Linked DNA regions of Mus musculus: regions 1, 2, 4, 5, 6 and 7 are each linked to region 3. Evidence: chromatin loops called from intact Hi-C (ENCODE). Cell type or tissue: left cerebral cortex. All regions are shown on one strand. Region 1 has its middle 2.3 kb from the start of C1qtnf6. Region 2 holds the start of Sstr3 (somatostatin receptor 3). Region 3 overlaps Tmprss6 (transmembrane serine protease 6). Region 4 overlaps C1qtnf6 (C1q and tumor necrosis factor related protein 6). Region 5 has its middle 11 kb from the start of Ift27. Region 6 has its middle 26 kb from the start of Elfn2. Region 7 has its middle 15 kb from the start of C1qtnf6.

What was found. Hi-C counts contacts between places; a loop is a spot of excess contacts. Peaks named below come from ENCODE experiments on the same cell type or tissue, not always from the same donor. Only the 100,000 strongest peaks of a DNase experiment are listed, where the experiment ranks them.
Region 1: a loop joins it to region 3, with 8 times the contacts of the local background. A loop is called at or near these places in 35 of 42 quality-filtered maps.
Region 2: a loop joins it to region 3, with 5 times the contacts of the local background. A loop is called at or near these places in 31 of 42 quality-filtered maps.
Region 4: it touches region 3 in a loop (7-fold over the local background); 35 of 42 quality-filtered maps call a loop at or near these places.
Region 5: it touches region 3 in a loop (2.1-fold over the local background); 4 of 42 quality-filtered maps call a loop at or near these places.
Region 6: a loop joins it to region 3, with 9 times the contacts of the local background. A loop is called at or near these places in 11 of 42 quality-filtered maps.
Region 7: a loop joins it to region 3, with 2.4 times the contacts of the local background. A loop is called at or near these places in 16 of 42 quality-filtered maps.

The regions. Positions count from the first base shown.
Region 1 is chr15:78,529,991-78,533,990 of GRCm38, forward strand. It overlaps a transcript of C1qtnf6 not described here. Among named protein-coding and RNA genes, the nearest start is that of C1qtnf6, 2.3 kb to the left of the region's middle. In left cerebral cortex, a CTCF peak has its summit at 2,386 (motif pointing left); DNase peaks (open chromatin) are centred at 1,106 and 2,275; H3K4me3 peaks cover 472 bases; H3K27ac peaks cover 1,476 bases.
Region 2 is chr15:78,541,344-78,545,343 of GRCm38, forward strand. It overlaps Sstr3 (somatostatin receptor 3), which reads right to left and starts at 3,002. Exons shown (of 3, transcript NM_009218.3): 1 at 2,793-3,002; 2 at 2,460-2,606. In left cerebral cortex, no CTCF peak of the experiment used is centred here; DNase peaks (open chromatin) are centred at 473, 1,017, 1,237, 1,779 and 2 more places; H3K4me3 peaks cover 4,000 bases; H3K27ac peaks cover 4,000 bases.
Region 3 is chr15:78,446,037-78,450,036 of GRCm38, forward strand. It overlaps Tmprss6 (transmembrane serine protease 6), which reads right to left. Exons shown (of 18, transcript NM_027902.2): 11 at 627-772; 12 at 168-266. Among named protein-coding and RNA genes, the nearest start is that of Kctd17, 19 kb to the left of the region's middle. In left cerebral cortex, CTCF peaks have their summits at 1,770 (motif pointing right) and 2,380 (motif pointing right); DNase peaks (open chromatin) are centred at 1,801 and 2,372; H3K4me3 peaks cover 595 bases; H3K27ac peaks cover 1,224 bases.
Region 4 is chr15:78,523,249-78,527,248 of GRCm38, forward strand. C1qtnf6 (C1q and tumor necrosis factor related protein 6) reads right to left here. Exons shown (of 3, transcript NM_028331.5): 2 at 3,980-4,000; 3 at 98-2,150. The coding sequence ends at 1,603. Among named protein-coding and RNA genes, the nearest start is that of C1qtnf6, 4.4 kb to the right of the region's middle. In left cerebral cortex, no CTCF peak of the experiment used is centred here; no DNase peak of the experiment used is centred here.
Region 5 is chr15:78,183,460-78,187,459 of GRCm38, forward strand. No RefSeq gene overlaps it. Among named protein-coding and RNA genes, the nearest start is that of Ift27, 11 kb to the left of the region's middle. In left cerebral cortex, a CTCF peak has its summit at 1,567 (motif pointing right); a DNase peak (open chromatin) is centred at 1,625.
Region 6 is chr15:78,742,412-78,746,411 of GRCm38, forward strand. No RefSeq gene overlaps it. Among named protein-coding and RNA genes, the nearest start is that of Elfn2, 26 kb to the left of the region's middle. In left cerebral cortex, a CTCF peak has its summit at 2,030 (motif pointing left); DNase peaks (open chromatin) are centred at 1,018, 1,288 and 2,018.
Region 7 is chr15:78,512,744-78,516,743 of GRCm38, forward strand. No RefSeq gene overlaps it. Among named protein-coding and RNA genes, the nearest start is that of C1qtnf6, 15 kb to the right of the region's middle. In left cerebral cortex, a CTCF peak has its summit at 2,005 (motif pointing right); DNase peaks (open chromatin) are centred at 2,004 and 2,744.

The sequences.
Region 1 (4,000 bases), 84 kb after region 3:
GCATGAGCCACTGGTACCCATCCTCCATAGGTATAAATCCTGGTCCTAACACCCAGCAACATGGTCGAGCATTGCCTCTCCTGCCGGAGGTGTTCAGGGATTCTGCCCCTACCATTCATGCTGGACCAAAGATGGCTTATTCCTTCTTCCCCACCTGGAATCCTGCCTTCACTGACTCTCCTAAAGCCAGCTCCCTTACAGAAGTATAACCCCCAACATGTTCAAGGTGGAGCTGGGGGAGGCAGCCTGTGTGCCCTGGGACTAGGCAAAACCCTGCCTCAGTTTCCTCCTGGGCAAACTGGGGAATGTTTAGCAAAGACCACCGCCCTGGCTCCTAGCCCTGGTTTCCTGGAGGTCGGAAACCCTGTGCAATTCCTGTAAAATGTCCCTCACCCTTGGCGACCTGTTATTTCAGTTTTGCTGGATACCTCCTTGCCTGAGCTAGGTTTCACCTCTCTGGGGAACCTTGGTCCTCAAAAGTATTTAGATTTATTATTCCTAGCCCCACCTCCAGCCTCTCTCCAGGTTAGCAGCTAGAGGGTCTTGGCAGTGGTATTACTCTCTAGCCCACTGCTTAGGGGATAGATTTAGGTCTGGGACTTCAATAAAAAATAAAAAAGTATACCAGCCCTATTTCTTAGGGTCCTTGACAGGGCTGTCTCTGGGTTCAGGCTTCCTGGGCATTTAGGCAGACAATCCAACAGCAAGACTAGGCCTGGAACGAGCCTCAGAGATGATCTAATCCCATCCCTTAATCAGGGACATTGTGGCCCAGGGAGATCAAGCCTTTGGTACAAGGTCACATAGCAGAGCGAAATCCAAGTTGAGAGGACGCCAGATTCTTCTAGTCTGGTGCTGCCTCCCAAAATGACTTGGAGTTCTCAGGTCCAGTCAGGAATACATTGGCAGAAGAAAGCAGAGAGGGGGATGATAGCCCTATAAGGGCCACCACAAAGCTCACACTGGCATGGCTCTGTGTGGCCCTGCCGGAGCAGCATTCTTGAGGCACAGAGCCAGACCTGCAGAGAGGCTACCCGCTTCAAGCTGCAGCCACCAGAGCAAAGGGCTGAGTCAGCGGCCCCGGGGGTGGGAACAGCACCAGGCAGTCTCAGATCTCTGGGAAGAAGGCCGGGAAGATGGATGAAAGAAAAGATGGACGGTCAGGGAGAAGCAGGCGAAGGGCACAGTAGTGCAGAAGGCTGTGTGCCTAGCACTGTGCACCCCACTACACTCCGCACCGAACTATACAGGGACAAGGCTGCTCATCCGGCCCTAGCAAACCAGAGGCTGCCGGCTACTGACCTCAGACACGAGGGCGTCCAGGCACATCAGGTAGACTTGAGACATGAAGTCCAGCTCTGGAGTAACAGACAGACTATGGCTCTGTCCCATGTCTTCTTTCTAACTTCATGACATTGGGTAAGTCCCTAATTCCCCGAGTCTTTGGAGGGGAAGCAGGGGCGGGGCTGATATGAAGGTTTCTCTGTGTAGTCCTGGCTGTCCTGGAACTCACTCTCTAGACCAGGCTGGCCATGAACTCATAGAGTTCTGACCACCTCGGCTTCCCCAGTGGTGGGATTAAAGGTGTGCTTGACATTTCTCTGGGTCTTAATAACCCTGGGCCGAACGATCTTGAAGAGTCCAGGATTGTATGAGTGTCTGGGAACAGCCAACCAAAGGGTATCTTGCTACTTTGGTTAAGCCCAGTATGCAGAGGTGTGCACCCACTTTTCTCCGCACACCCACCAGTGGATACCTTCTTATACTCTTTCACAGCCTTTGCCAGTAAATGTATACCCGGACACAAAAAGCCAGAACCAGGTCTAAGGCCAGAGTCCTACAATATAAGTGTTTGTTTCTCTGCTCATTCCTGCCCTTTCTCCCAGGAGGCAGGACAATGACTTACTGACGCCAGAAGGCAGCCCTGTGTAAACTGTGAATGGTAAATCACAGTTGGAGTTCAAGGTCATTACCGAGTTAAGGTCTAAACAGATAGGTAGGAGGTCGCCATCTCCTGGAGGGAGTCAGCGCGCGCCCCAGCACCCAGCACCAGTACCTCAGCAGGCAGTCCAAGCCTGGCTGGGGAGCAGAGTGTATTCCTCCAATCCTCAGCACCCCAGAAAGTAGGCAGAGTTCCAGGGCCCAAACCGTGGAAGCCTAGTAAGGGGAGGAGCCGAGCATATCCGAAAAGCGCTAGAATCTATTCCAGCCGAGCAAACCGAACAGAATTGAATCCAGCCGAGTACGGCCGAGAAGAACCGAATGGAGACGATTTTTTCCGAGCCTTAAAGAACAGTCGGGTCCAGCCGGGTAGTTCCGATTGTGGCCGAATAAAGCCGAATCTGAGCAAAGAGGAGGAGCTGGTGCTCTGAGGTCCAGCGGCGCCCCCTGGCGGACACAGAAAGAACTGGGTTGACCTGAATGGGAGTCATTGTATCACCTTGCTGTCTGATGGAGTTGTGAAGTGCACTTCAGGAATGAGAAAACCGAGGCTCCACCAGGACCTGAGGTTGGCTCATGGGCACTCTGAGCTAGGAAGTGAATGATCTGGGGTTCCCCTGATTGCGTGTGGCCAAGAACACCCGTGCCACTGCCCACACATAAGTCAGGTCGTGTTTGTCCATTTGTTACAGCCAGAGCCTACAGAGAACTCCCTTTTAGAGAGTAGACAGAACTCAGACATAACCATAGCCTCACAGATGGAGAAACCAAGCAGGCTCTGCAAGTGTTGACCGAGGGCGGCGGAGCGGCAGTTCCCATGAGCAAATATTGACACATTTCCTGATCATTAAAGCAGAAAGTCCGACTGAAAGAGGACATTCTGTCCCTTCTCTGTAAAGCTTTGAAGCCTCCTGCTTCCACCCCAGGTCTTAGTCTCCTCACCTGAAACAGGATGGTAACAAAGGATGTGGCCGGGATCCCAGGTCTCTGGGTCCCTATGGGGCATGAGGTGTGGCTGGGCACTCCTTGGAATGAGTGAGAATGGGAAGCTGTCTGTATGTGTGTACATACTCCAGATTCACCCACACTGTACAGTGCCCTGAAGTGCCTGTCCAGGGCTGCAGGGCTTGGGACCTTAGGCCTCCAGGAAGCAACTGAGGCCATGTGGTCTGACTGTATATACTTCCAGGGGCATTGAAGGAGCTGACACTGGTAATCTCAGAGCACCCAACCCCCCAGCATCACCCTATCCACCTAGGAGGAGGCTGAGGCAGGAGGATGGCCCTAAACCAGAGCTGGGAAAATAATGTTCTTAGTCATCTTTCTTGTTCTTAGTTGTCTTTCTGGTCCTGATATTGGGCAACGACTGTAACAGCCCAGATTACCCCAGGAGGTCTTACACGTCTGTCCTGTAGACACTTCTAAAAATGCTTAAGCAGCACCTGTGGGCAGCAAACGTTGGCTCACTTACAACCTGAGCACTTCCTTGACCCAGTGAGGAAGAAGCCAAGGCAGGGAGAGGTTGATCTATGGACTCAAAGTCAGGAGGTTAGTAAACGGATGGGTTGGGACTAAACCATAAGGAGTCTGAGTCTATAGTGTCTACAGAGTGACATTCTGCCGTCCCTTCCTTGGCTCCTAGAGAAGCCATCTGGCCTCTGGGTTCAGCCTTTGGCAGCTAATGGCACCCATTCACCATGTGTTGCATGACGGATGAGCAGGTTGGTCGGTCAGATCTCGGGAACCGAGCCGGAGGAGCCACTAACACCCTATGGCATGTAGGCAGTGGTCTTAGTGAGAGACACAGCCAGAGCTTCAGAAACAAAGATTATTGTGTCGCCAGGAGCAGTGGTTCATGCCGGGGGTGGGGGGTTGGGGGTGGGGGAGTGGCACTTGGGAGGCCAGTCTACAGAGTAAGACTCTGCCATGAAAGAGAAAACAAGGGCTGGAGAGATGACTTAGTTGGGAAAGTGCCTGCTTGCCTTGCAAGAGTGAGGCCCTGAGTTCGGATGCCCAGTAGCCTACATTAAAAAGCAGCTCATGGTCACCTGTATCTCTA
Region 2 (4,000 bases), 95 kb after region 3:
GTGAAGATGTAGGCTGCACCCTGGGGACCTGGGAAATGGAAGCCCTCTGGCCTCCTCCTCAGCAGGTTACTGCTCCTAGAACATCCAGGTACAAGGCTAAGAGCAGTCCCTCCCATGGGCCTGACCCTCTGCCCCATCTCTTCCCCAGCCAATAAACCCCTCTTCCCACCCCACTGGTTGGTGCCCTTGGATCCTGGATCCGCTGCAGAGTGGGCTGAAGGGGAAGTCTCCAGGCTAAGAAACTGCCCTTCTCACTCCTGTATTTAACTCACTCTGGGTCTGGACCCCTCCACTAGAAGCTGAGAGTGCTTTAGGTTTCCTACAGAGCCTCTGGATGTAGGAGGCTCCTGGGAAGGGGAAGCACCTAGCTCCCAGCATGCTCCTGAGGAGGAGCATATGTGACAGTTCTGAGCACCAGGCTGGCGACAGGCTGGCGATGCCAAGAGTGGCAACAGACCCTTGGCTGAGTGCCAAGGTGTCTCCCTGATACACTCCAGGTTGCCCAGGTTTCTGGCAGCCTCCAAGCTCCTGGCTCTGTGAGCTCCAGAATGTGTTCCTCAGCCCACTGCCCCCTCAGCTCTCTTGAGCTGGGTCTAGCGAATCTGGCCAGTGGGCTGTGGGATTCTGTAGTGTCCTCACAGAGCTGGCAGCTTCTTGTTGAACCCTGACCCCAGAAGACTTCAGGAAAAGCTGGTGTCTCAGAACTGACACAACCCCTGTGCCTACAGTGTGTGGCTTTCCTGTTGTCCTCACCAACTGTCCAGGAACTAAGAGGAGTATCACAATCTGGGACATAGACAGGAAGAAGCACTTATAGGAGGACCTGTGACCAATCATCCTAGTTTACAGACTGCCAAACTGAGGCCAGGCTAGTGCAGGTCCCTGACTCAGTATTGTGATGGTTTCACTACCCTGCTGGCTTAAGCAGAATTTGTCTGGCTGCTTGTGCTCTTGAACTCTGGACCATGGGCCCAAAGCCTCAGCCCCACAGGAGCCTAGAGATGAGCATTTAAATTCCTGGAACAAAGCCATGAATCTCAGAGTCTCAGGGTTTTCAAGCCCCATAACTTGAATCAGGGAATACTCCAACTCCAGACAGCTGGAGTCAAACCATCCTAGGTGAGGAACTTTGGGATCTAGGACCTTACGGTTCTGCTCCCGGGGTGGGGGTGGGGCACCCCTACGTCACCTGGCCACTCAACCCACTTGCTTTACACAGTGCCTCTTTATAGCTTTCCCATGGGGTGGCCAATCACAGGTGCCCAGGATGGCAGGAGAAGGGAGAGTGGAGAGCCAGGCAAACCTCATTTCCTGGCTTGAGACACAGATGCCCTCAGGGAAGCCCAGAGTGTGCTCCAAGGATGGCCCCTCCAGGCTCACATAAGCACATTCATAGCCTGCAAAAGCATGTACACACACACACAAACACACACACACACACACACACACACACACACACGTACACACACATGCATGCACACACACTCACAGGAACACAGCTACCCAGCCAGACCCTCCTCAGACTCGGAGGTGGAACATCCCTCCTGGTACCCTGGCTCCCCTCCAAGACACCCTCCTTGCAGTCAAAGTTGATGGGCCAGGCAGGTGCCAGAACAGAGAAATCACAGCTTGTCACTGAGGGGGGAAACAGACCTGCAATTTCGATGCCGTCTTTTCTTTAAGGTTCTGCGATCCTATGCCTGATCTAATTCCTCCTTGGGAGGGAGGGAGGGACTTTGCCTCCCTGTCTGGTTTATCTTTGGCATGAGCTTGCCTGAAAACTGGGGGTGGAATCTCCTCAGAACTGTTCAGGAGGGGAGAGACACACAGAGAGGGTGAGTGAGTACTCCCAAGCACCACAGCAATTAAGGATGGCCCCTCGGTCATGCCAGGTACTCCTCTCACTCAGCACCTACCCTTTCCGAAGTGCTTTCCTTCAGCACCTAGCCTAGCACCATGAACTTAGTAAGTACTAATGGAAACAAGCAAGCTAAGCAGGGAGAAGTCAAAGGAGCAAGGCTGGGGCAGGTGATGAGGAAGGAAAGTTGAAGCTCAGAGAAGTTAAGTGACTTCTACAGGGTCACCCACCCGGTGAGTGAGAAATCCTGTCTGTCTCCTGGACCATGCTGGCTTCCTTAAAGGCCTCTGGTTGGAGTTGTCAAGAGTCAGGACATCCAGGGACAATGTAAACTGAGGACCCCTGGCTGGCTCTGCAACGCACCTGTGCTCTGCACCCCTGGACCTTCCCCGCCCCCTCCCGGCAAGGGGCTGGGATTTTATTAGCCAGCAGTGACTGACATGAGCCATAGGCCCGGAGCCTGACCCTCAGAGCCACCCCCTCAAGCCCTGAGCTGAGAACTTAGCCTCTGCTGATGCTATGCTGTGTGACCTTGGACAAGTCACTTCTCTCTGGTTCCAGACTAGACTCCTCCTACTTTAATGGAGACGTTCATTCCTACCTTACAGGGTTGCTGCAGAGGTGGAGGGGGCTCTTCAGAGGCACCACTGCCAGCTTCAAGGGATGCTCGAGGCCCGGGAGGCCAGATGGTAGCTTGCGTCTGGTTTGGTCCAGTTCTGACATGCTGCTGCACAGAGGCTCCAAGACTCTGGAATGATGGCACAAGATGCTGAGATTAATAGTCCTTCCTGCCTTCCAGCCCACACACCAGAAGCCTCATTGCTTTCTGGAACTCCCTACCCTTTGCCAGCCCCAGACTTAGCCCCAAATTCAATCTGGTTAGAGATTCCCAGGTATCCCACCCTCCAAGTTCCCATGACCTCAGCTCTCTTACCTGCCCACTGGGCAAGAACTCCCTTTGTAGTTGCCAGGCTGGTTAGCATTCTGCAGCCAGGTACCACCAGAGCACAGCCAGCTGGGGTGCCACACGGTGCACACTCGTCCAGCGTTCGTGGGCGTGGACCCTTCCTAGGTCCTTGGGGGCCACGTCAGCCCACGTCGCCTCTCCCATCTGGTCCTCGGCCCTGACTTGTCACCCGCACCTGGTACGTCACCCCCCATCTCCAGGACACGTGGAGGGTGCCGGACACGGGATGGGGGGTCTTCGGATGGCACCCAGTTGGGGGTGGCAAGAGACACTTCTCAAGATGACAGAAATGTGAGATAGCAGGGGACATAAGAAGCCAGAGGAAAATAAGGAAAGGAGGGGGAGGGTCGGAGGTGGAGAGAGAGAAAGGAGAGGGAGAGGAGACAGTGTGTGGGTGGAAAGGCAGAATGAGGGGGAGTAAGGAGAGATGCCTAGCAAGGAGCAGGGACAGAGGAGCGAAGAGGAGAGGCGAGAATAGATGGACTGAGGAGCAGGGAGAGATGCAGAAAAAGGCAGGGACAGAGGGAGGCAGGAGGAAGGAGAAAGAGGGGGTGGTGGGGACAGTGACAGAGAAGGATTGTGCCACAGATGGTGACATAGAGAGCCAGCAGACGCGGGGGGTGGGGGGAGCAGGAGGGTGCGGGAGGGGCCGGGAAGAGGAACTGAGCACCGGACAGCAGGTGCCAGACTGAGGGGCCGCAGGTTAGGGGCGGAGGCCAGGCCGGGAGAGGGAGAGGCAGATCTCGTTACCGGGGAGATTTCAGCCACCCACGCTGGCCTTGGCTCCTGCGGGGACTTGGAAAAAAAGAGGGGAGCAGCAGAGAGAGGGAGCTGCCTGCCAGAGGCAGGACAGCACCAGATCCCTGGGACGTAGTTACCCATAAGGGAGGGGGCTGCTCAGCGGAATGAGGAGGAGAGGGCAGGGTGGGCTCCGAGATGTGGGCTCCGAGCCCACATATCCCTTGTGGAGGATTCTAGGAGCAGCAGGACGGGTCCAGGAGACTGTGATGCTGGGGTCAGTTGGATCTGGACAGAGGAGCAGAGAGATGGTTTAGAAAGTAAGTATTTTAGGCTTTGAGAGCCGAAAGTCAAAGGTATACACCGAGGAAACAAATTCTCACTCTTAACTGATACACTTTGAATAATAACAACTGCCCTTGAAGACAATTGTTCAT
Region 3 (4,000 bases):
GGGGATGCTATGGGGGTAGGCTGGCTCTGGGGAGGCTGCTTTTCCACATTGCCATCCTGACACAGTGCAAGAACCGTGGGCTCCTGGGTGTTCTCAAGGAGGAAGCACACGTCAGGTAGACTTAGTCCAGCGCAGGGAGAGAGGAGGGAAGGCGTCAGGCTGCTCACCACAGTTTCTCTCATCCAGGCCATTGGGGCAGTCCTTGATCCCGTCACACGCAGGGACACACAGTCCATTCACAGAGCAGAGGAACTCACCAGGGCAGGCTGGGGACAGGAGAGGGACAGTAGGAAATGGAAGCGGAAGAGCACACTTAGGATGCATGCCATGAAATACGTGCGTCTGTATCCTTACATGTACACAATTAGGTGCCCATACACCTGCTCCAGTGCCTGGTGTCTGTGGTCCATGCAGAGCTACATCCAGACAACACACACCCAAAGGGATACATGTGACTGCCTACCCAGCACATAAAACTACGTGCCATGTGCACACATGTGTATGAAGACACATAGCACTCTCACTGTGGCCTAGCCTCATAAATGTTTGTGCACATCTGGGGACAGCACAGGGGCAGGGCACGGGCACACACACACACACACACACACACCTCAAATTGTACTCACGGTCTGATTGGTTGTACAAGCTGTAGTACACTTGCACACCCGGGCCTGTGAGGGAGATCTGGGAGGTGAAGTTGATGGTGACACCATCTGAGGCCACCATGGGGATCCTCTCAGCATATGGCTGCAGGGTACGGAAGCCACACAGCCTAGGAGTGACCAGGGATGGCTTAGACACATAGACTGGTTTCCCAGCCAAAAAAAATGAGAAACAACCTAGGTTCCTATGCACAGCCAGGGTAAGGACCAGGCAGTCAGAAACAATGGGCCCCACCCACACTCCCTCTATCTCCATTTCTCCTTTGGGTGGCTGCTTAGCCCCAGAGACATCTTCTAGAAAGGAGTTTGTTTCTGTCACTCTCCTGCTCAAAAACCTGCAGTGGCGCCCCATTGACTGTGGGATAAAATTCCATCCAGATTCTTGCCCCAGTCACCCATAGGCTCTGAGAATCTGGCTAGTCAAGGGCCTCCTCTGAGGAGTCTCACTCTTCCTCTTTGTTCCACAAGGAAAACAATCATTTCTGCCAGCCTTCCATCTACAAAAAGGTTCCGTGTGTCTGCAGAGGCAGAGGACCTCAGCTGGCCAACTGTCTGTAGACTCACCCCACACAAAACACAGTTGGCCCGCTGAGCAACCTGGCAGGCTCACTCAGCCCGTGGACAGAGATGATTGAGAAACTGCAAAGTGGAGCAAGAATCCTGCCCGCTTCAGTTCAGGGCAGGAGAAGCTCTGGAAACGTAGTTTCCCAAGCCCCTGACCCTCACCTTCACGTTCCTGGCTAGGCTCTGGCATCTGTAATCTACTTGCATGAGTAGCTCTCAAAGTGCAGTCCAGAGACTAAAAGTCGCCTCTGTAGTGACCCTCTAATCCTGTTTGACCCTCCTTCCCTCCTTCTAACAACACAACAGAATTTCCAAGATAGGTGACTGGAACCCTGTAACTGAGGGCAGATGAGTGTGTGAGGGTGCCAGCCCTGCTCTATTAAGCCAGTTATTAAAGAATCTGCAAATAATTTGAAGGGTCGATATTTGTGTTACTAGATGTTGGCGTGCCCCATATTTTCAAGGCAAATTAAGAGGTCCTGAAAAGGAATTGTTTTTCAAGCACCCAGAGTTCCAACAGCCCAGCTGCTCGTCAAAGAAAAGATCGCCACCAGGGGGCGCGCGGGGCAAGCCTGGGTCTTGTCGTCACCCTTTCCCCGCCTCCCGCCCTTTTTCAAGCCAAGGAAATGTGGGTTCCTGGTGGATAAAAAAGATGGATTCCTGGATTGTTATCCTCAGAGGACAGGCCCAGAAAGTGGGCAGGGCATCTGGAAAATGTGATTTAAAAAAAAAAGAAGAAGTTATTTACTTTAAAGAATGCATTTTAAAGAAATCGCAGTACTTTCCCTTTATGCATGGGAGGCATTCCTAGACTCCCGTGGACACCAGAAATCCCACGCAGTGGCGAACACTACCTGTGCTATGCTCTGCCTGTACACATCTCTCTTTGTAAATCGGGCTCTAAAGAGAGCGGTAGCTAATGAAACAGATTCACTTCTGGAATTTTCCACTTAAGTATTTTCCGATCACAGATTACCGTGAGAAACTGAGAGGGAACTGATGAAATATACATTTCTGAACTAATCAGATTTAACTCCTGACACAGGCACTTAACCCGCAAGAGCAAGGGTTAGTCTGACAAGGAAAGTTAAAAGCCCGGAGACGGGAGGGAGAGCCAGAGCCTAGCCGCCCTTGACAAATGAGATCACCACTAGGGGGAGCCCTGGAGCAAGCCAGTCCCTTTCAAGCTAAGAGGAACCCGATTGTTCCTTGAGGACGTTGTTATAAATATATAAATTTGTGTTATGGTTATGATAATCTTATACCTATCATGCATTGCTATCCCAGGGAAGGGTCCCAAGAAGCAGGCAGGGAAGCTGGGAGCATCCCAGAACAAATGTAAGATTCAGGCATTCGGAGCCCTGTTCCCAGGTGCGGCCCTCTGAGTTTCTGGCCCCTCTGGTCCTCCCGTCCACCTAGCCCTCTCACCTCAGCAGCTAAGTGCTGGAGTCAGAAGGAACCGGGGCACCATATGGATTGCCTTGCTACCCCACCCCACCCCACCCTGTGAGTTTAGCAGGGGGATCTTTCTCCTAGGCCTGTCAATCCGGCATATCAGCATCTTCCCACAGAGGAGCTGGAGAGATGCTGGGTGGATAGGCAGAAGCATGGATAAGAGAAAGGAGTGGGAGGGGTCAGGCCTCACTGTGAACATGGCTCTTTCTATGGACAAGCTGAAGGACAGAGGGCAGAAAGACAGCACTGAGGGAGGGACAGTGGCCTGCTCTGTGGTGGACAGGACATTTTGCAGAGCCGGGCTCCATATAACTTTGCCACCAGACGAGTTAGTTCTGTGACCTCGGCAAACTTCAGGCCTCCGTAAGTGTGGTGGCCGAACTATAGTCAGGAGAAAGCCATCCCCTGACCCCACCTCCTTGCAGATATTTCAGAGAACCTGGAAGAATGGTTTGGGGGACCTGATACAGAGTGGCTGCAAGTGGCACTAGTCACAGGGCCTTGGGGAAGCAGAAAGACCACTTAGAGTCAGGCTTACAGGGGCCTCTGGAGCCTGTCGTTCTGCCTTATCTCATGGCTGGAAGTTAGCAGAAAGGGTCAGGCAGGTCACAGGAGAGTGACATCACATGAGAGGAAATGAGGGCAGGTTCCTGGAAGGGGGGAAGCCAGTGCTGCGGTATCGCCCAGTGAGGAGGTTCTGTGAAACCCAGCATCCAGCAGCTAGATCTTACAAGGACAAGACCCGCGTCCCCACCCCCACCACCTGCAGGCCACTGAAGGGCAAGCGGACCCTGTGGGGACAGCAGAACAACAGAACAGCAGGATGGCAGGCAGAACCAGGAGAAAACAAAATGGACAGACAAGATAGGGACCAAGGGTGCCCAGCTAGTAGAAGAGTCCCTTGTCTCTAGACTGGCACTGGGGACAGGGGTTCAGCCATCTTTTCCCTGTACTCCTCAATTGCTGGACCAAAGGACCTGGTCTCCCTCTCCCTTCCTCCATCTCTCAGGCCCCTGCTACCCACACAGCAGATTTTCCAGGACACATTCTTCAGAGAATTTCCCAGCAATGACGTTATCTTTATCAGCCCACAATAACCAGAGACCAGGCCCCAGGCCTCTGTTGTATATTTCCCATCATGCCTTGCCCTCCCCAGGGCATTCACTGTATGGAGCAAGGAGTTAACTCTCCACTGGGGACCCTGTATCCCAGGGGAAGGGCTGAGATGAGGTGCAACTTTCCCAGCTGCTTTCAGAGGAACTGGTGAGAGCCACAGAGATGCCCTGATCTCCCATCGGCTGGGAATGGCTCTACTGAGA
Region 4 (4,000 bases), 77 kb after region 3:
GTGAGACTCCAGGAGTCTGGCTGTGAATGACTGGCGGGACAGAGTGTCTATCTCCCGAGGCAGGAGATGGCTGTAGGGCAAAAAGTACCAGGCTGAATTGCCAAGAGAATCCAATATCTTTATTCACACTGGCCAAGCAGGCAAGGACAGTCGGGCTGAGGGTGGTTTCGTAGAGCCAGCCCTCACAGCACATGGCGGGCCTTGCCTCTGTTACCCTGCCATGGCTCGCTTGGTTGTAAGCACCAGAGATGCCCTCTCAGGGCCAGCCCTGCCTTGGATCTGCAGAAGCACCAATGGACGGAGGCCACCTTCCCCTGAGAAGCTTGGGCAGGCTACAGTGGGAGAGGGGAAGGTTGGAGGGCCACCAGGCTACACACCCTGGGAAAGACGTGGAGGTCTTGCTTTTTTCACAACCTCCCCCAGGGCCTGTCTTGGCAGCATGGCTCAGAGAAGGCCCCCAGGTAACCTGAATGTCACTGGCTTCAGTCCCTAGACCTGCTTTGGGCTGAAACCTGCCACCTCTGTCCTGCCTGACTTGCCCACGATGTCTGCAAGGGCAATACAGGCAGGAGAAGCTCTGAAATGGGAGCCACCTCCAGGGGGACAGGGGCTTAAGCACCTTCATAAACCCAGGGTGAGCCTGGGCCTTGGAGGAGCCAGGAGGGCCAGAGAGCACTAGTGCATGGTCTGACCATGGCTAATGTCTGGGGGAAAGAAGGGGGCAGGAGGAGTCTTCTAACATCAGGGAAGAGAACAGGCTCCAGTTCCCAGATGCCCCTTCATCCCAGATACATCTAAACTCCTGGGTCTCCTCCCAGCTAAGATTATACCTATATTTGCTTTATTGCTGGGCACAGGGCAAGAACGTGGAGCATGGGAAAGGTTATCATCCCATCTCCGGGACCTGTCAGACCATGGAAGCAGTGGAGAAGGAACCACGGTGCCCGCGGACCCAGTCTAGAGGAGCACCCAGTATGTGCTCAAGTCTTAGTACCCACTTCTGGGCTTTCCTAAGGCCTGAGACCATGTGAGCGCTCAGCATTAGACAAGTGCACAAATGAACAATGGCTGGAAAAGGGGAGGAGGGGAAAGGTCAGGCATGAGGGAGGGCCAGGAGGAGGAGGAGGAAGCTAGAGGATGTGGAAAGAATGCTAGAGTTTGGGGGTAGGGGAGCAATTCCAGAGTGTTCCTGAAGTCCCTAGAATGCTGGGAACACTTTAGAGAGAGCACAACTCCTCAAGTGTGATCCACAGACCTGTAGCGTCAATGTCATGGAGGAAATCACTAGAAATGAAGAATCCTGGGTCTACCCCAAATGCAAAGCCAGCATCTACCAGATAATAAAGACCCCAGGGATGAATAGAGTGGTGGAGTGTCAGGATAGCCACTCTAGAGGCTGGCAAAGTCTGAAATATGTAAGCCCCAAAGTATCAGAAAAACGAAGCTAAGAGGAGAGGGATGGAGACAGACTGCAGTAACTGTGGAGACAAGGAATGGAGAGCAGCAGACCCAGCCCTAGGACCTGCCCTAGCCACCAGCTGCCCAGCTGTGAAAGTGGCGGGGAGGGAGGGGAGAAGGGGGGAGGGGGGAGAGGGGCGGAGCTCAGTTGTCCTCTGCCTTGATCAGGTGGCCACTGAAGGTGATGTACGTGTCCACGTCATCACTGTAGATGCCGTTTTCCCGCTCCCGCTTGAAGAGCCGCACCCACACACGGTCACCCGGCACCAGTGGCAGCATCACACTCTGGCTCTGCATGATGCTGCGTTCGCTGGGCTGCGCGTACAGGATCACCACTGCCTGCTCATTGTGCACGATGTGCACGTAGGTCTCCTTGTAGTTCCAGCTGTGTACGTTGAGGCTGAAGAAGTAGAGGCCGCGCAGGGGAGCCACAAAGCTGCCAGTGGCCATGTCAAAGTGGCCATCCGTGTTCACAAAGACCCTGTCGAACAGCAGTGAGAGGAAGTTCTCGCTGCTGTGCAAGCCAGTCTTGCGGCCCACAGAGAAGGCTGAGTAATGTGTCTGGCACGAGCTGCCAGGGCTACCTGCCTGCCCCTTGTCACCTTTGACACCCTGAGAGCCACGGTCCCCTCGGGTACCATTCTTGCCTGGCTTCCCTGGTGTTCCTGTAGGACCTCTGTCCCCTTTGTCACCTGTGAGGACATGAAGGGGAAGAAATCAGGACAGGGACCCACCCGTGTGCTAAGCACTCAATTTTGGAAGTGTCTGCCCTTACCTGGGTCCAGACAAAGGAGTTGGTGTTTATTGAGCACCTAACTGCATGCTGGGCATCACCACCCCAAACATCCCATTCTGCAGAAGTGAAACTGAGGCCATTTCCAAGACCTAAAGTGTGTCCTATCCAGCTCAGCCTGGGACCCCTTCCTAGCAAGAAAAGGGTGGCAAGCTTCCGGGAGGTTGACCCGCCTAGGCCAGCCAGGGGGTGGGGTAAGGTAAGACATACTTTGTACTTTTGGTTAGAGAAGAAAATTGCCTTTGGGTCTTGGGTGTTTAGGGTGTACCTAAAAGGGCAATGCCTACTTCAAGGTTACACGTGAGTCCTTCCTTGGCAAGGAGAGGACAAGATATCCACTCAGCATGGCCCAGCCCATCTCTACCCTCCCTGGAACTGGTGATCTCCTAGTCACTTTCCCAGCCCTGGCTGCAGGCCAGATGTGAGCATAGATATGACACCGACGACGCCCCCCACCACCCCAACCCCCAACAAACACACCTAGTGTGTACTAAAGAGACCTGACTGCACGTATTTCCCTGATGAGGTACACCTCCTCAGGTCTCCTTGACCATAATGGTGAGGTCAGCGGATGGTAGAGAGAAAATGGGGGGCCCAGGTCTTTGAAGACAGGCCAAACGAAAGTGGGGTGGGGTGCCATGTCCTGGGAGAGGTACCTCACTGGGTACAGAGCACTTGAGCACCCTCTCTGCCCAGCCTCCGGCCACCGTGGCAGTGGGGAGGAGAGTGCTTTCCTTCTACATTCAAGCTAGCAGGAGGTTTAGAAAGAGGCCATCTTGACCTGCAAGGTATGGCCTTGTGCTACAGGGAACCATCCACTTTTGACAGCCTGATCCAAGGCAACACAGAGCTTGGGATGGACAGTCACAGGAAGGACATCCAGGCCCAGGCCCTCCCACCTCCAGAAGCTAAGCTGCCTGAAGTTGCATGGAGTGAAGCCATGAAGTATCCTCACCCAGGCAAGTAGAGTGTGCAGGAGTCTCAGGGGCCAGCTGGCTATCAGAGGGGAATGCCCTGCTCTGTCTCTGACATCGAAGTGACTCCAGGAAAGTCCCTCTCTTCTATTGGACACTAACTCGTGTCCTCACATTGGGTGGGGACACAGTGAGCAAAGATGGAGCCAGGATGTCAGTGGTGTGGCCCTGGCATTTATGGGTCCCCTCGCAGAGGTGGCACTAATTCTGTCACATCCGATGCTATATATCAAGGAACCACCGGTCATTGAGCTCTCCCAGGAGCTGGGGCCAGGTCCTCTCTCTGATGCCGCTGAGAGAAACCTCTATCCTGGTGGTGGCTGGTGACCCTGTGAGCCCACGTCTTTCTCCCATGACATCTCTCTTCACACTCCTGCTGGGGAGCCCCTTACGCTGTGAACATAAGTTTGCACTTCACCTTCCAGGAGCCCTGTGTACCTGCCATGCTCAGTCTGTCGACTGTGCCCCACACTTCACCCCAATACCCTCTGCCCACATTTTGGATTCCAGGGCCTTTCCCACTACCCACCCCATTAACCTGGGGAATCGGTTGGCTGCACATCATCTATTCCTTAGCTCCTTATACACCCTAGGTCCTGTGTACATGCAGATGGAAGGCAGACAGGGCCTAGGCAAGACCTGCCCTGTTTTCTTCTGTCCCTCCCTCCCCCCTCTCCCTCCCTTGCTCCCTCCCTCCCTTCGTCCTTTCTTCCCTCCCAATTTGGCCCACACCCTGCCCAGTGTGGTAACTCACCCTTTAGGATAGTAATGTTGA
Region 5 (4,000 bases), 260 kb before region 3:
GAGGGGGGGGTACCTGTCAGGCCCCTGCCAAGGTGTGCCCCTGAGCAATTACACCATGCAACAGATCTGGTCTAAGAGGGCTTATTGGGGGTAAGGGAGGGAGGGAGGACCTGGGGAAGGGGTAGAGGCAGACAAGTGGATATGTAGACAGGCAGACAGACAGATGGGGACACAGCCATGAGGTCAGAGAAAGGGGGCACAAAAGAGGAGGACAGAAATGAGGAAAGAGAGAGGCTGGCTGGGAACGTGGTGGGAACAGGTACCACAGTTGAGTGGCAGACAGTCCTTTTACACACAGTCCACCTGGTGTACCTGGAGGCGGCAGGTGATGACATAGCCATTGCTAGGTCCCTTGGAGGAGTCTAGTGGAATAACAATTACCCCCCATGAACTCACCCTATTTCTTTCCTTAACCTCTTCCCTTCCCAGGTTGCAATAGTCTCTACCCAAGTCTGGCCCTGTGAGGTCCCCTCACCCAGGAAGCTTATCAGACACCATCGAAAGCACTGGCTGGCAGTGAAATCGCCATCGGGGGCAGGGAGACAGGAAAGGTACACAAGCGACTAGCCTCCCAGACAGAGAGACCCCAGAAACGGTGTCACTCATAGACTCTGTCCTCTCACCCTGATGACAGCAGCACACACTAGAGCCTTTCCCAGCTGATGCTGTCCACGCTATATCAGGTCGGAAAGGAGAAATTCCAAAGGGCCTGGTCACTGTCTCCTTGATGTAGGGTGTCCTCTTTGGGTCTCCATGTGAAGCCTGCTGTGTGGTAAGTACCTGAAGGATCCATCCAGGATCCGTGGTCAGCAGGAGGTGAACTGTGTTTTTAGAGTCTGTAAGCTGGCTCAGACAGAGTGCCTCAGGGCTAGGAGGAGTGTGCGCTCCTGACAGCCCATCATCTGCTGTTAAATCCCTCCAACAAGCGCCCTCCTCTCCACTGCACACCTCTGCTGACAGGATGCTCACTTCCTTGCCTTCCAGGTCAGCGGTTCCAGGGTAGTCAGGGCTTCTTAGGCACGATCAAGAGCTATGGCTGTAAACGCCATCACTCGTCCTGATTGGTGCTCATGGACCCACACAAAGCAAGCTTGCAGATCGCACCTTGCCCAAGAAAGGCTTAACACGACGTCCTGGTTGATCCGAGAGTGGTATCTTTGTTTTAAGAATTAATTTGCTCAAATAAGATCAACTAAGCACTCCCGTGTCACTGGTAACTGTGTTTGGTGCTTGGGGCTCCAGTACCGATAGAGTCTCATTACCTCGGAACCGAACAACCAAACAGAGACGGTACACGCTGATGGCAGAGAGGAATCATGGGACAGTCAGCTCACCATATGAGAACAGCAACTAGCCTGTCCGCGTTTACTCCAGCTTTTCTCTAGACTCAAAACTTTTTGTGCCCCTCCCCCCCCCCAGAACACTCTGCACCTACAAAGTAGCCGCCGCCTACTTCACTCCTCATCTATACTCTGCCAGTTGTAACTGACATTTCAGAGAAAAGGAATCGGTTTTTTGGTTTGACTATAAAACCTCTTCAAAGGCTGCCCGTGTCAAGAGCTTGGGCTCCCAGCTGGTGGCACTATTGAGACGCGGTTGCCCTGTAAGGGGGACACACTTCCTCCTGGGTTCCTAGCAGGACAGACCATTAGGAGGTGGGGCCTAGTTGGAGGAAGCGCGCTATTGGATAACGCCTCCTTGTCCTCAGCATCCGCAGCTGTCCTGTGTAAGCATCCTCCTCAGACACATCTCCCTTGCCAAGATACTATATTCTGCCTCAACTCAGGCCCAAGGCAATGAAGTCAGGCAAACACCACTGAATCCTCTAAACCACGAGCCAAAACCTGTCTTTTATATATGTGTGCTAGGAACCTGAGTCAGGTCTCCAAGCTTCTGCATCAGGTGTTTCACCAGCAACCATCGCCCAGCCTGGGCCATCTGAGCCTATTCGTAAGGCAGAGTTCCCAGGGCCCAGCACGTAATCTACTGAACTGGCAATTAGGGTTCAATAAGAACTCTGGAGGGATGAGGCATTAAGCTGATTTCTCTAGCGTATTCTGTTAAGCAATGCAAAGCCAACAAACACAGTGTGTGTGTGTGTGTGTGTGTGTGTGTGTGTGTGTACACTTTTTATATTATACTTTATGATACAGTTTGGGGTCCAGCTGGCCCCCAGGTTGGCCTATGCTGGGCAGTACATAAGCACACACCAGGCTTTTCTCCAAAGAGCTGCTAAGCCACAGCCTTGCTCAGAGGCTACCACAGCACTTCACATGCAACATGTCTAACAGCTGGTGAGATGACTCAGCACCTATAGGCATTTGCTGCTCCAACCTGATGACCTAACTTTTTCCCCCCCAGAAGCCACATGGTGGAAGGAGAAAACTTCGATGTCCTCTGACCTTTCAAAGGACATCTGCCTACAGGGTGTCTTAACCTGACAGTGTTCCTGTCTGCAGTCATGGTGGCCGAGGGCTACCATTTGAGAAGATGGGGTGATCCCAACCTCACCTTTGTCTTTCGAGGTGTCCCCTTGCCTTGTAAGAACGAACCAAACCGAAGCCATTTTGAGTAAAATTTCCATTTGGAGTAGGGGTCAAATAAAATTTAGGTTCCCAAGACCTCCTTGGGTAACTGATAACCTGCTTGGCAGGGAGAGACAAGTGTGTGGGTTACTGACATCCTGACTGGCAAGTTGAGACATGGATGCTACAGCTGAATAAACCAACAACTGAGGACAGCGTAGATGTACCACACAGGGAAATGGCCCTAGGGGCGTGCCCTATGCCTGAGTTCTGACTGGTGGGAAAACATAACTGTAAATTCGCACAAATGTTTATGGTTTTCATGCTTAAATGCTCTGTAACATTCTGGCTCTGGGGTTGGTGGTGGGGTAGGTTCACAGTTCAGCTTCCGGGTCCTCCCTGTGTCCCTGACAGATCAGTAGAGGCCTGATTACAATACATTCTTGCTTTCTGTATTGACTTAGTGTTTGAGTTGTGTTGGATCTCGGAGGACCCTATAACAGCTTCACATCATGAGTCCACACTTCCCATGCTGTGGCTGTGTGGCTCCCGGGGCAGCGCCGACCTCAAGCAGAATTTAATCTCTGCCTGGATTCTTCTCTGCTGTATTTTTTTCTGCTCAGTGGTTGAACGAGCTAAAAAAGCCTTGCTATTTTCAGTCGTATTAGCTGTGTGGTTTGGGGATCTTACCCAATTTCCCAGAATCTCCCTTTTCTCATGTGTAAAATAGACTTGTCCTTGGGCGCCTGTGGCATGGGCTAAGAGGCGATGTCTTGGTCTACCCCTGCTGCTCTAGCAAACACTTAACATTTGGCAGCTTGTGTATATCGGCTTCTCACTGTCCTGAAGGCTGGAAATTCAGGGTCAGGAATCTAGCAGACTGGGATTCAGCTGTAATAGCATGGGGGGGGGGGGGGTTGTTCCATGCCTTGTTTGCTCCCAAATAACTTCAGGGCGTTTCCATTCATTCTCGAGCCCGGTTTAGCTCCCAAATAATTAACACAGACTCTTAATAGATTTATTAACAAGCCGGCAGCAGGAAGCTAGACATGTTCTGAGCTATTCTAACCCTCTAAGGCTGCCTACTTCCCAGCCATGTGGCCCTTGACCTGCATCTGAGTCTCGCCCTGGCTCTCTCTGGTCTGTGTGTGTCCTTGTGGCTGCTCTCTCATTGTGACCTCATGGTGACTCCTCCTGCTCCCTCCATGTGGTCTCTCCACACCTTCTTCTTGTTTTTGTTTTTTTTCACTTGTTTTCTCTCTTTGATCTCTTTGGGACTCCCACACTGAGCTTGGCTGTCCTCCTTCTTCCCCTGTCCTTTCCTAATCAGCCATAGGATGATCACTTTATTAACCAACCAGAAATGATGAAAAACATTTTTTTTTGCATAGCATTGAGACCAGAGATGTTTGACCATGCCAAGGTCTGGGTTGCAAACAGACGTCTGGGCATAGACATCACCATCTGAACACGCA
Region 6 (4,000 bases), 300 kb after region 3:
GTTATGGTGTTTCTTGGAGGAAACCAAATTTTCTCCAGGGTGCTGGAACATTCCGAGCTGCCCTCTCCAGCTGCTCTCATAATGATTAACCCGTGCGTGGCTTGCTGACATCAAGGAGAGCAGCCCAAGGCCTTCCTATTGCTTAGTTTTGGAGGTGGAAATGTGTGTTTGTGATCAGCAATTTGTATGTCAAACACAGGGTCAAGAATTCTACCAATTTGTCTCATCCTGAAGCCTGCGTGAGGCAGCTCCTTGCATCCCATAATATCTCCCCTCTGACCCTGGCAGAAATTCCTCCATCCAATCCAGAGAGCCTGGGGAGGGGGGCAGCCATACAACATCCTACAGTACATGCACGTATCCAGGTCAGACTGGAGAGGAACCAGGGCAAGCAAAGGAAGGAGAGCTTTGAGCGCGCGCGCGCGCGCGCGCGTGTGTGTGTGTGTGTGTGTGTGTGTGTGTGTGTGTGTGTGTATCCTCTCCAGGTACTGGGGAATCTGAAGCCACCAAGGGCTGTGTGTGCAGTCAGACACACACACACACACACACACACACACACACACACACACACACACGGTGGGCGGGGGTGTAATCCCTTGGCCACCAGCACTAGGGACTTAAGCCTCTATCTAGGCTATAGCCAGGCTCATGCCTCCAGCTGCTCTAGCCACCTCTGTCCCCAAGTCTAGGCTCCCAAAGGCTCAGCAAGGAAACCCTATTGTGGCTGAAAGCCAAAGCCAGCAGAGCCAGCTGTTACCAGGGTCACACACCGAACACAGGTGTACACATGCACTCATGTACACAGATGCACAAAGAGTGGTGTATCAGACACAGGTGCACACCAATTTGTGTCCCCAAAGGCAAGGCAATCCCAGAGAGACACAGAGACATCTAAGGAGGATGCACACAGGCACACACATAGAAACTATCCCGGAGGGGAACTGCACACTTATTCTTGCCCCTAGCTATGCACACCATCCTGAGGCTCCCAGCTTTCTGCCTCCGTGAGATGAATCCAGCCACGTGCCCCCTCCTACTCTTGCTGCCTTCCACAAATATCCACCAAATCTCATCCCTTCATTCTATTCCCTGCCCTGAAGCCTGGACCATAAGGACTTGGGGTATCAGGACAGCCTGCCATTGTCCTGCAGCCTCCCAGCCCCAAGTAGGGGGACCACACACAGTAGGTGTCTGACTCCAAACCTCCCAGCCCTGGACTCTGGCGCCCCCCTCCTCCACCCTCACAGATGGAGGCAGAGCCTGCCCCCCCCCCACACACACACACACACACACACCAGTCCCAATTTCAGGAAGGCCCAGGCAGGCGCTCAAAGACTACAACTGCACCCAGACTCAAGTAGGAGGAGCCAGGCAAGCTTCCTTCTGGCTCCCCTCCACCCCCACTTTTGTCTAACCTCCTGCTTCCACGCCCTTCCAGAGGCAGGCAAGGTGGGCAAGGTTTCAGTCCCATCTCTCACCCAAGGCTAGGGGATGGTCACAAGTGGCTTGCAGAACCCCCAGTCTGCCCTGACTGGCCTCGAGATGGAACGGGATCAGGGTATCTCCAGGCCCCAAGGAGACACATCTTTTGAACTAGCCTGTGACCCTGTGTTCTGGCCTTTCCCTCTCCCTGAAAGAGAAGCTGAAAAGCTGGGGGTAGGTTCGGTATTGATCCGTGCTCACAGTCAGCTGTAACCACGGCACACGTGTCATCGTTACCCTTCACCAAGTGACAGAAAAGCACTTGCTTTCAATCTTCCTAGAATTCACTGCCTTTCAAGATAGTGAAGCTGTTGTCACTTCTAATTGATGGCTGTGTCCCTAGCTGGTCATACTTGTTGAGCCTTGTAGAGACACATAGTGTAATTCTCTTCCCTGGACTGGAAAGGACGTTCTAGAATTTGAGTAAAAGGGGCCCACTCTAATGCCAGTTATGTCTATTTAAGCCATAAGGCCCCTCCAAACCTCGGGCCCATCTTGCTTAAGCCCTAGATGAGAAGCCAGGCCTGTGGCACGAGTGCCCCCTGCTGGTGATACTCTGTACTGCACACTGAGACTCCAGCAGCGTGTGGATCCCACCAGCCGTCCATACATAAGGCTGAGACTTCCTGGAAGGGTGAGGGGACTCATGAAGTCCTGAGAAGGGGCTTCAATAGGTCATGAAGACTGTTGGGACAGCTACTTCAGCATCCAGGAGTGTGGCAATGGGCTATGGGTGGCAGACACCTGGCTAGCTGGTGGATGCCAGGTAGGCTCAAGCAAAAAGACAAAGGTAAGCAATCACTGCGGAGCGAGGACCATTGGAGGGACCAGGAGTGTAGGATGGGCAAGTGGAGGGAAAGCCACTGTTTTCCAGAGGTGGGATGGATGGCCTTGGAGGTACAGTGTGATCTTGGGAGAACAGTAATCTTGTTCTATGACTATATTAGACATACGTATCTGGCCAACCACGTCGCTGGCATTTAAAAGTACAGATTTTATGTACAAAGGGTCATTGTGATAATATAGCAAGCACACACACACACAACACCCAGAGAAATCCCATAAATGCTGTCAGTGAATGAATGAATGAATGAATGAACAAAGGAACAGGGAATGGATAAAGGTGTGCTGCAGAAGACTATTGATGTCTTTACAGAGCAGAGTGGTCCATGGCTGACTGACCTACAGAGTCACTTGGGAAAGTCTGTGTCCTTGATTCCCAGAAGGTTGCAGACGTGTGTCACATGAACCTCTGAGGACACAGATACCCAATTTAGAACAGCCCTGGTTTCAGTTTTAAAACAATGAAGCTGCTGTCACTGGAGGAGCCTTGATGACAAGAGACTCTAAAGCCTCTCGCAGAATCGGGGACATGAACTGACATTGATTCAGCTCCTGTGACAAATCATGGCTGGCCTTGAACTCATAGTTATCCTCCTGTCTCAGCCTTTCAAGTGCTGGGGCCCTAGGCATGTGCCCCACCTTATCCCTGGCTGGAATATGTCTTTTGTTATTAATTTATTTTATGTGCATGGGTGTATTGCCTGAATGTATTATGTCTGTGTAACCTGTGTGCATTGCTTGTAAAGGCCAGAATAGGGTGCTCTTTCTCCTAGAAATGGGGTCACAAATGGTTGCGAGCCAGCATGTGGGTGCTGGGAATCAAACCTGATCCTCTGAAAGAGCAGCCAATGTTCTTAACCACTGAGCCATCTCTCCAGCCCCTGGCATATGTCTTTATTACCAGCAGATATAAATATTACATCAGCTGCTGTGCAGAGCACAGAGGACCTGCCAGCCTAAGTTTATTTATAAGTTAGTTCATTCACAAGACTTTTCTCCCTGGGGGGAGAGAGAGAAAAAAACCTTCCAGGAGAGGCTAATTACAAACATGTATTAGTGTAATGTAGTTAAATGTGATTATAACCTGTGCATCTCTCGTAAGGGTGGTCCTGATTCACTCATAAGCATTTTCTTCCTTCCTTGATTAAAGTTGGAAGAGTGTGTAGTTTTGTGCAGGGTTGGGAGGAAGACTTCCTCTTGTATCTTTAAAGCCACAGGGAGGACAGAGCATGTGAGTCAGGACAGCAGGTAGCATGGGAGCTGATCTATTATCAAGTCAGTCACTTTTGATAAGAGAAAGGGACACTCCAGTCATGGAGTCTTGTGGCTGGACCTCGGGAGAGAACTGAGAACAAAATGAATTTATTTTATGTTAAATGTATTTATGTGTAGCTGTGTGTGCATGAATACATATGTGGCGTGTGTGCAAGAGTCCTTAGTGATCAGAAGGAGTTGGGTCCCCTGGAACTGAAATTACAGGGAGTTTGTGAGCCACCTGATGTGCATACTTGGGGCCCTTGGAAGAGCAGCAAATGTGCTTAACCACGGAGCCATCTCTCCAGCCTGAGTCTGCCTTTCTTTTTAAAGCTTTGAGGGGGTTTTAAAACAGAAATAGTTTTGCCGCAGCACCATATCAGAACTAAGTTCTGTTCATAGCAAGGTATTCGATAGCAAT
Region 7 (4,000 bases), 67 kb after region 3:
GCTAAATCACTAGCCTAAAAAATGCCCCATAGGTGAGAAGTGTCAGGGCTGGAGTTAGAACCAGGACTTCCTGGCTTCAAAACACATCATCTCTTCTGGGCCACTGCACCTTTGGAACAAGAAAGCCAAAGGATACTTGAGGTACCGCTGGCCGTGTTGGGTCTGGCCAGGCTGTGTTGCCCTGATTTTGCAAAGCTGCCTGTGGCCTTCTCACTGTTTCTTTGGCCCCTGCTTATCAAGCGAGCATCTGATAGGCCAGGTTATATGCATTAGTGATTAACTAGATTAACAATAATGCATCACGTTAAAGAAAGCAAGCAGCATACTTCTTGGAGCTGTTGAACAGAGAGCGAATCCAAATTGAAACTTTCTGCTTCATGCTTCCTGTGTCTTCCGTGCCGTCGGTCTCCTGTTGGCTGAGTCTATGCCTGCCCGAAGGCTGTCTCGTGAATCTGTTTGTTCCTGTGTGTCGTTCTCATGTGTCTGTCATGTGCGACTTGGTCAGCTTTATGTTCTGTCTGTGTGTCTGTCGTGCGTCTGTCCCTCACAAAGGACTTTGCTCTGCATTTATTGAACAGCACAGAAAGCATCACGTGGAAAAAAGAACGGGGCCCTTTACAGAAATCTTTAACAGTAACTACAACGGATTGAAGTCTCTGGCTCCAACTGATCCCAGCCAACCCAGACAACAAACACTGCTACCAAACATCACTGTGTCCCGACTAACAGTCATAAACAGATGCTTTCAACCTTTGTGGTAGATCATAGAAGGCTCCTTTCAATGAGCGTATTTACTGCTTTTAGCAAATGACATGTATGCATCATTCTGGGCCGGGGGGCCTGGAAGAGTATATAACGTAAGGTCACAGTTATATATTAGCTTAGGTTATAGAAGTTGGTTACATGGAAATCCGAGTTAAGTAAGGCTGGCTGCTTCTTAGTTCTCTTAGAGGCAGGTTAAACAAACAGGCTGAATGTGCACACACTGTAGGCAGGCCGACTTAAGTGATCTCAGGGTGTATGGTTAACCCTGGCCATGGGGTCCAGCAAAAGCCCCAGTCTCTCAGTATGTAAGAGATATTTTCGTAATACTGCATTGCTGTTTGAATTTTGCTTTTCCTGGGCACTAAAGGAAAACTTGCCTGTTGTCAATGGCGAACCATTCATTAAACTCCTGATCTGAGAGTAATGGGTCACAGGAGGCCACCCCATCATCTAGGGGTCCACCACTTGTAGGGAGAGACAACAGATATAGCATCAAATGGCTATACCTGGAGTTTGTATGTCCCCAAAAGAGGAGGCCTGGCTCAGAGAGAGCCAGGGAGCACAGCCTCAGCTGGAAAAGAGACAGAAAGAGGCAAAGCAACACAGCAGGCAAGCCTCGCTGACTAAAGATGACACCTGGAGCTTCCTTCTTTCCCAAGTCCAGCCCTGATCCAGCCCCCACCTTTCCTGGAAGGACCACGCTGCTGTGAGGAGTTCATGGTGTGTGTGTGTGTGTGTGTGTGTGTGTGTGTGTGTGTGTGTGTGTGTGTGTGTGTGTGTTCTTTGCAGCATGTGTGTCCAGAAGGCTGGGGAACTCTTTCCAGCAGGAGTCAGAGGTCCTCTGGGACAGCAGAGGGTCCCCACGCTCTCAGATTTCTGGAGTTCTGGTTTCTTGGAGTGCTGCCATAGCTGATGAGGGACCCTTCTCTGTACTGAACTGGAAGGGTCTCTTGACTCCTGACTGCTCCTGCTGGGAAGAAGGCTGCGGTTACCATGCACACATGTAGAGCAGTGTGTTCCAGGCACCTGCAGTGAACCCGGTGTGTTATAACAGAACCTGTGCTTCCTGCCTGGGCAGTGAGGCTAACACATGCTCTTTACATTCTTCTGTCCCTTCTTACCCCAAACGCTCACCTGTGACACTTCTGCCTGAGGACTTTGTACACTAAAGGTAATCTAACTCCTTTAAGAGAAAATGAGATAAAACACACAGGCCGATACCTGTAGTTGCCACCAGAGGGCAGTGTGAGCTCCATCCTGGTTTCCAGGCAGTACCAATCAGCAAGAAGTGACCAGAACGACAAAAAGCCAGCCTGCTGGGGACCTAGATGATAGACCTGGGCTCAGAGAGGGCAGCTATCATTCTTAGTTCACACAGCAGGGCAGGATGTGAACTCTGACCTTCCAAACACCCTGTCCGTGAAGCCTTCCTGTCTACATCTGGCATCCATCCTCACCCTGGCCCTGGTTCCTCCCAACCTTATTAACACCAACAACTTCCTGCTTGATCTCACTTGCCTTTCACTCCAGCATCTAATGGATCTGGTGCTAGTAGGTGGACCTGCTCGGTGTGCCTCAAGTTCATAGGTTAAGGTCTATGGGCCCCACATCTTTTCAAGAACCTAAAGCCAGGCATAGATGCTCCCGCTATCCCTGCTGAAAGGGAGGGAGGAGGAAAAGAACAAAGGAAAGAAGGAAGGAATGAGAAAGGAAGATAAAAAGAAAGAGGAAAGAGGTAAATAGATGAACAGATGGAAAGATGGGCAGGCAGATGGACAGATGGATGGATGGACAGACGGATGGATGGATGGACAGACAGATCAATGGATGGACAGATGGATGGATGAGTGGACAGATGAACAGATGAGCTGACTACAAGCTGAAGAGGAATCTATTGATCCTTCCCTTGTCCCAGAAAGAATCTGATGGTCTCTCAGGCAGCTCCACACCGAGTCCCGTGGAACAACTGGGGTGTGAAGAATTTGCATGCTAACCAAGGAGTTCTCTTAGCACTGGGGGGAAACATATGGAAATTATAATGAAGGCGGCAGCATCGCAGCATCGGTGCAGCGTCCCTTGGCCTAGATTTTTGTGACAGCCCTGGTAGAAAGAAATATTAAATCCATATGACTTGATTCTAAACCTCTCAAGACTTTAATAAGCTAAACCGACAGGGAAAAAAATCATTTTGGGGGGGGGCTACAATTTTGTCCTTAGAAAATGTTCTCTGGTGTGTTCCTTGTTTAGATCATGCTTACGCCGTCATGCTGACAGGACTCTGTGGGTGTGGCTCCTCTAAGGGACCACATCTGAGCCCTCCTTCTCATCTTGTCTTTCAAGGGGAGGCTGCTGATGTAAAGCCTTCCAGCCCACCCACCCCCACACCCCTACACCCCCACCAATGCACCCCACCCCACCCCCGCCACAGGCTGGACCACGCCCTCTGATCCTCTGCATAAGAAGCCTGTGGCTTTCCAGCCCTCACTATGGTCTCCTTGAAGAGGAAGTGACCACAGTGGTTGACGTGCCTACCACGCACCCAAGGAAGTCCTGCATAGTCTGGAAGCATCCTTCCTGTTGGTCAGGAGGATGTTGGACAGCATGCAGGCTGGATGGCTTTTACCAGTTTTTCTTTATTGTTACACAAAGAGGCTCACATTCCTAAACATACAGACTAGTCTGCTTAGCCCATATAATGTAGCCTTTATCTATATGATCTTGGGAGAGGAGGGCGCTTTCTGAGGCTGGATTGGACTACGCACACATCCTCTGGCTTCCCTCCTCAATGCCAGGACTCCTCCTGGGTCATTCTGCATGTGTTTACTAACGTTAAGCAAAAACAGGTCCCACCTCAAAGAGAAGAAGACAGAGTATATTCTGAACAAAGTATGAGTGGCCCCAGGCCCCAGGACACTGAGTCACTTTGCCCCAACTGACATGTTCCATTTGGGTACATGAGCACTTATAAGTCACAGAACAAAGGAAAGGGTCATAACTCAAGACCCTTAGAACACATCTCGATTGCAGGGCATGGGGCCGCAGGTTACAGCAAAGGGTGTGGGGGTGGCCATTACTGTGGGCTTTAAGAGTCGTCAGATGGCATTGTCAACTTTGAGGCCGGTGGAAGCCAGTGGTCTTTTAAAGTCCATACATTCTAAGCTTTACCTGATAGATACAAGGGTGTTAGATTAGGTACAAAGGTGTCTGACATATCGCTACTAAAGGGGCTACAGTT